Linked DNA regions of Homo sapiens: region 1 is linked to region 2. Evidence: chromatin contacts called from ENCODE Hi-C or POLR2A ChIA-PET data. All regions are on one chromosome and are shown on one strand. The core of a region is the stretch at or near the end of the contact, and the rest is flanking DNA. Distances in the headings are between cores, read along the strand shown.

Region 1 (3,511 bases), core at 108-2,607, 680 kb before region 2:
AGATGTGACTTTCTCAGTGGCCCTCAGACGTCTTGGCAAGTGAAGAGTGTGAAGAGGTGTGCCCCATCCCATGGCCACTGGAGAACTGGCAGAAGCTCCTAGAGCAGTTGGATGGGGAGATCAGAGTGGGTCTCAAGAGTGCCACTCCTCGGCATTGTGTGGATGGGCGGTAGTGAGAATAATTACTAAGGGCGTCATACCCTCTCGTATCTGCATCACCCATAAGGGGTGGGCAGTGGTGCTGCCGTGTCTTGTCAGGAGGCCAGCTCTGTGTCACCCACCAGGCTGGGCTCAGCCACAAGTCGGCAACGTAGTGCCTCCAGGGCAGATGCCACGGACCGTAGAGAAGCAACGCAAGGTCAGAGAGAAAAGATTGCGGCCGGCCGGTGTCAAGGCGGGGGACCTGTGAGCTGGGCCTGGAGCTGAGGCAGAACTTGATGGACTATGACTCAAGGTTGAGATGGGGCAGGGACTCCGGGGGAGGGGCAGAGGGCAGGTGCCGCCGAGCAGGAGGGAGGACGCGGCAGGTCACAGAGCCCACCAAGTCCGAAGCTGGAAGTTCAGATTCTTTGATATTCAGAGGTGGATCATCTGTGCTTTTTTTTTTTTATCAGTCTCTCACTTTTTATCCATCATCTAATTGTGACAGCTTATTTGCCTTTATACCATAAGATGGGGAGTAGGGTTGAGATGAAATCCAAGCATCGTTTCCCTTCCCCGATGGTCGCCTCCCTGGGGTGAGACGTTCGACGTGTCAGACTTCACCAAGAGCATCTCCCGCCTCGGTGCAGTAATGGACTTGGAAACGATTTACTCCGGCACTTGGTTCCTGTCTCCATAAATGCGGCTGCTTTAAAGGGAATGTAAAAAGGGCTGTAAATTGGTATTGATTGCCGGTGGTCTTGAAGAACCCCAACTGAGGATTGACCGTTCCTTGGAGTGAAGGCTCCGCATTCAGACGCCTTTCGCCTTACGTCATCATAATTGAGAAGGGAAAGGAGACGTGTTAGTTTCAGTCTGATTATTTACCATCAAGGCATAAACACTTCTCAGAGGCAGCTGAACCCATTTGTCCTGCCCCGCGCGCTTATTTGAGAAGGAACACGGAGAGTTGTTAGAATCAAACCACCGCTCTCTGAATTCTGGGTGTATTATTGCAGTCTCGAAAAGACTGGTCATGTTTGTCTTTAAGTGTACCAGCGATCAGGCTTCTCATTTTACACCTCAAGGGTTTCCGATCCTCTTACCTCGCTCATCTGTTGCCCTCTCAGATAGGAGATACTTGGTTCTGTTTATGCTGCAGAGTGTGTTCAAATCCGTTTATGATTAAATACTGCTCAAACAGCCAGGGCAGGGTTTATTGACACACAGCGGCGTGATGAGGATGGAGTGGTAGGGGATGAATCATTGCTCTCTGTTCTGTTTATTTCCAGTTGACAAGAGGTGACATTTATTTTTAAATCGTGCTCAGAGCTCTGTGACTTCTGCAGAACTCCAAACGAGATTTCATTTTTAAAATACATTAAAGAGGGGCGATAATGACCAGTGCCAGCAAAGGGGGCATGCCTTCTTCCTGGCCCCCTTAGGCCGATAACTCCACATCTGGAGCTCATAGATAACTTTGGTTCAGGTCATTTAATCCAAGTACATTTGTGGCTTGAAAAAAGAATTCTTTTCCTGCCCTATTAATTTGCTAGTTACTTACATTTTGAAATAGTCAACAAAGTTCATAGCTGTGGTCACAGCCCATTGTGTAATTTTAAAGTCGTTGAAAATTATTATTTCTTTTCTGTACTGATCGTAACAGTGCTCTGTGCCAGGCCCCAAGCTAGGCTCTGGGGTTGGGGCGGGCTGGGATTCCCGCTCACTGAGATTCCCGCTCACTGGGATTCCCGCTCACTGGGCTTGGTGTCGCGGAAAAAACGAAGGCAGAGAAAGAATTAGACCACGGTGCAGCCACTGCAGCTTCTGGGCCGGGAAAGCCCTGCGAGGTCAGCTCCCTAAACAAGAGAATTTGCATAACCACCGTGTTTTTTTTTTTGTTTTTTTTTTGAGGCGGAGTCTTGCTCTGTCGCCAGGCTGGAGTGCAGTGGCGCGATCTCGGCTCACCACAACCTCCCCCTCCTGGGTGCAAGTGATTCTCCTGCCTTAGCCTCCCGAGTTGCTGGGATTACAAGCACGTGCCACCACGCCCAGCTAATTTTTGTAATGTTAGTAGAGACAGGGTTTCACTGTGTTGGTCAGGCTGGTCTCCGACTCCTGACCTCGTGATCTGCCCGCCTTGGCCGCTCAAAGTGTTGGGATTACAGGCGTGAGCCACCGCACCCAGCCCCGTGTTTTCTTTTGAGTTTTTTCTTTTTTTCTTTTTTTCTTTTCTTTTTTTGGAGACAGAGTTTTGCTCTTGTTGCCCAGGCTGGAGTGCAGTGGCGTAGTCTTGGCTCACTGCAACCTCCACCTCCCGAGTTCACGTGATTTCTCCTGCCTCAGCCTCCCAAGTAGCTGGGATTACAAGCATGCGCCACCACGTCCGGCTAATTTTTTGTATTTAGTAGAGACGAGGTTTCACTGTGTTGGTCAGGCTGGTCTTGAACTCCTGACCTCGGGTGATCCACCCACCTCAGCTTCCCAGAGTGCTGGGATTACAGATGTCAGCCACTGTGCCCAGCCTCTTGATTTCTTACCCATCTTTAAGATGGTTTTTAAAGTTGTCTATTTTTGAGCCCTGAAAACTGGCCCGTAACTCCCAAATCTTGTCACCTTTACAAGACAGAACAAGGAGAGAACAGAGATCATCTTTTCATGTTGACCCTATTTTCACTGTGTGTGTCTGTTTGTTTGTTGAGACAGTCTCGCTGTGTCACCCAGGCTGGAGTGCAATGGCGCGATCTCAGCTCACTGCAGCCTCCACTTCTGGGGTTCAAGTGATTCTCTTGCCTCAGCCTCCCGAGTAGCTGGGATTACAGGCGTGTGCCCCCATGCCCGGCTAATTTTTGTTTAGTAGAGACCGGGTTTCGCCACATTGCCCAAGCTGGTCTCCAACTCCTGAGCTCAAGCTATCCGCCCACCTCCGCCTCCCAGAGTGTTGGGATTACGGGCGTGAGCCACCAGCCTGGCCCCTCTTTTCACTTTGAAAGGAAAAGTTTAGGTTTAAAGACATTACTTTTGTGTGTCAAAGTAGGAGTGCGTGCTTGCTTTGCTTTGTTTTTTCAAGGCTCATCTTAAGGATTTTGGCTTACGTATTTTCTAAGTAGGCGTTACATTCCCGCGGTTCAAAACTCAAAAGGTATGCGGTTAAAAATTTTGTTTTGGTTTTTTTTCCTCTCTCTCATCTCAGTTTCCCTCCTTAGAGAATCAGTTCCCAGCGTCTTGCAAAGGAAGGGCATAAAACCCAGATGTTTTGTCCACCTGAGTCCGATTTCTCCAGAGAGCTGCGATGAGCATCATGCTTTTGTGTGCTTTTGGGAAGTCTGCGTGCACGTGGAGTTGTGTGTATTCAGGGAGTGTCTTGTTG
Region 2 (3,126 bases), core at 468-2,967:
CTTCCCTTACCAGGTCTCGGTTTGCACATCAACAAAATGGAGATAAACATGCCTCCCTTCGGGAATGATAGGGAAGGAAGCATGTGTTTAACCACAATGACAATATAATGAGGCCGAACACGGTGGCTCAAGCCTATAATCCCAGCACTCTGGGAGGCCAAGGCAGGCGAATCACAAGGTCAGGAGTTAGAGACCAGCCTCACCAACATGGTGAAACCCCGCCCCTACTAAAAAGACAAATACAAAAAATTAGCTGGATGTGGTGGCGGGCACCTGTAGTCCCAGCTACACGGGAGGCTGAGGCAGGAGAATCGCTTGAAGCTGGGAGGCGGAGGTTGCAGTGAGCTGAGATCGCTCCACTGCACTCCAGCCTGGGCGACAGAGAGAGACTCCGTCTCAAAAAAAAAAAAAAAATGCTAAAAATTAGCTGGGCGTGGTGGCGGGCACCTGTAATTTTAGCTACTCGGGAGGCTGAGGCAGGAGAATCACTTGAAGCCCGGAGGCGGAGGTTGCAGTGAGCCGAGATCGCTCCACTGCACTCCAGCCTGGGCGACAGAGAGAGACTCTGTCTCAAAAAAAAAAAAAAAAAAATGCAAAAAATTAGCTGGGCGTGGTGGCAGGCACCTGTAATTTTAGCTACTCGGGAGGCTGAGGCAGGAGAATCACTTGAACCCAGGAGGTGGAGGTTGCAGTGAGCTGAGATCGTGCCACTGCACTCCCGCCTGGGCAACAGAGTGAGACTCCGTCTCAAAAAAAAACAATATAATGATAAATAATGACAACAGGCCGGGCAAGGTGGCTCTCGCCTATAGTCTCTGGAGGCTGAGGCGAGAGGATGGGTTGAGCCCAGGAGCTGGGAGACTGCAGTGAGCTGTGACTGCAATTACAACACTGCACTCCAATCCAGGCGACAGAACAAGACCTGGACTCAAAATATAAATAATAACAATAACCAGCCATGGCACCCATTCGCTAAAAGCTGGAATGCACCAGGCACCGTGCAGCTGATTTCAAATCCTCCCAGCAACACCCTCAGGAGGTGGCAGCAAAGCACCTCCAGCTGGGTGCTACCACTGGCCAGCCCCCAGCGGAGGGATTCCGTGTGTACCCTAGAGCTACCTCCTTTAAGGCCCTGTGTTGTGAGCACTGTTTACAGGGGGCATGGATAAGTTATGTGGCTTTGCAGGAGATGTGGGCTCCTAGATGGCCCCGGTCCAGCCTGTGGGAGCTCACAGATCCCAGTCCAGCCTCTGAGTCCCCAGTGCCTCCCTTCTCCCCAATAAAGGGCCTGTATACAAGTGCTCACTGACCGCCTCCCAGGGGCACAGGATCCCAGAATATCCAACCCATCTTCTTTGGGGTACATGTGGGGAAACTGAGGCAAAGAAGGGCAGGGCCTCCACCTTGGGCCCCAAAGACAGGAGTGGGCAGAGCAGCAAGGGGTGCCCTCGGGCCACACGCCATCACCACCACCCCGTGTCCGGCCCCCAACACTCCAGTCCAGCCAGGCCCAGCCCCCTCACCGGACTCCAGCGCCAAGCCCTCGGGCCCCGGGGCCTCGGTGGCCAGTCAGTTCATCCATGCGGCCCAAGCCGGGGCAGCAGGGCCTCCAAGCCCTGCTGAGCCCCGGGCTTCCGCCTTGCTGTGGCAGGCGGGTGGGTAGAAGGCTCCGGAAGCCAGCAGCCAGGGTTTGCGCAAGAGCTTACATCAGCCGCCAGCTCTTCCTGCCGCAGGCTGCACGGAAGCCTAATGGCCCAGGCCGGCCCCTGCCCGGGCTTGTGAAACCCGCCCAGCAGCACCCAGGCCCGGATGCCAGCCAACGGCTCCTGCCCACCACAGGGCTCAATGGCACCCAAAGCCCCTCCTCCCAGGCTGGGCGGGGCAGCCGGGAACCCCCAGCATCCCCAGCAAGGCAGTGCCGTTCTCAGTGCCTCAGTCTGCCACTCTGTAAAATGGACACACAATCCCCACTCAGCTATGGCGATGAGGCCAGCGTGCCACCCCCCTCACCTCACTCTCCAGAACAAACAAACTTCTCCCTGGTCACGTCAGGAGCCTGCCCCTTTCCCGCCTGGCCCGTCAGGCACGAACTCCCAGGCCTCCTAGAATGCTCCTCCTTCACTCCCACCTCGGGTCTCCCTGGGCCCCAGAGAAGCCTCCAACAGCCACACGACCCAAGCAGGCCCCAAGTGACCTGTGACCACCCACAACCCCTCGGAAACAGATCTGCCAGCCTCCTTGTGGATTTCATGCCTCTGTCTTCCCCGAGAGACAGTTCCCTCCTTGAGGGCGGGGACTATCTTCCTTACTTCCTGCCATATCACAGTGGCTGGAACCTGCCACCTGTGACCTGCCACCCAGGACATACTTCTATTTGGGATTACCCAATTGCACGAGTGTTGTTTCTTTTTTTAGAGACAGGGTCTCACTCTGTTCAATTCACCCAGGCTGCAGTGCAGTGGCTCGATCATAGCTCGCTGCAGCCTCCAACTCCTGAGCTCAATCAATCCTCCAGCCTCAGCCTCTTGGGTAGCTGGGACCACAGGCACACATCATCAGGCCCAGCAAAAAAAAATTTTTTTTTTTTTGAGATGGGAGTTTCGCTCTTGTTGCCCAGGGTGGAGTGCAATGGCGCGATCTCGGCTCACCGCACCTTCCGCCACCCGGGTTCAAGTGTTTCTCCTGCCTCAGCCTCCCAAGTAGCTGGGATTACAGGTATACCCCACGACGCCTGGCTAATTTTGTATTTTTAGTAAAGATGAGGTTTCTCAATGTTGGTCAGGCTGGTCTCGAACTCCCAACCTCAGGTGATCCACCCGCCTCATCCTCCCAAAGTGCTGGGATTACAGGCGTGAGCCACCGTGCCTGGCCACCCAGCTAATTTTTTTCTTTTTCTTTTTTGCAGAGATGAGGTCTTGCGATGTTGCCCAGGCTGGTCTCAAACTGCAGGCCTCAAGCAATCCTCCTGCCTTGGCCTCCCAAAGTGCTGGGATTACAGGCATGAGCCACCGTGCCCGGCCTCTTTTCTTTTTTTTAAAGACAGGGTCTCTCTCTGTTCACCCAGGCTGTAGTGCAGTGGCTCAATCATAGCTCACTACAGCCTCCAACTCCTGAGCTCAATCAATC

The links. Hi-C counts contacts between places; a loop is a spot of excess contacts on that map. ChIA-PET counts read pairs that join two places held with the same protein, here RNA polymerase II (POLR2A). Pooled maps may share reads with other maps.
Region 1: a loop to region 2 is called in a pooled map, with 4 times the contacts of the local background. The contact joins two enhancer-like sites. A Hi-C loop is called at or near these places in 2 of 50 pooled maps. POLR2A ChIA-PET finds 5 or more read pairs at or near these places in 2 of 52 experiments (H1 and OCI-LY7).

Annotation. Positions count from the first base shown.
Region 1 is chr7:4,711,459-4,714,969 of GRCh38, forward strand. The region is part of intron 1 of FOXK1 (forkhead box K1); the gene reads left to right. Among named protein-coding and RNA genes, the nearest start is that of FOXK1, 31 kb to the left of the region's middle. RefSeq lists an enhancer at 1-342. Within about 2 kb of position 1,358, at least 11 of the 41 ENCODE cell types and tissues checked have a DNase peak (open chromatin) inside an H3K27ac peak, as active enhancers do.
Region 2 is chr7:5,395,599-5,398,724 of GRCh38, forward strand. All of the region lies in intron 2 of TNRC18 (trinucleotide repeat containing 18), which reads right to left. Among named protein-coding and RNA genes, the nearest start is that of TNRC18-AS1, 22 kb to the right of the region's middle. RefSeq lists an enhancer at 2,034-2,403. Within about 2 kb of position 1,718, at least 37 of the 41 ENCODE cell types and tissues checked have a DNase peak (open chromatin) inside an H3K27ac peak, as active enhancers do.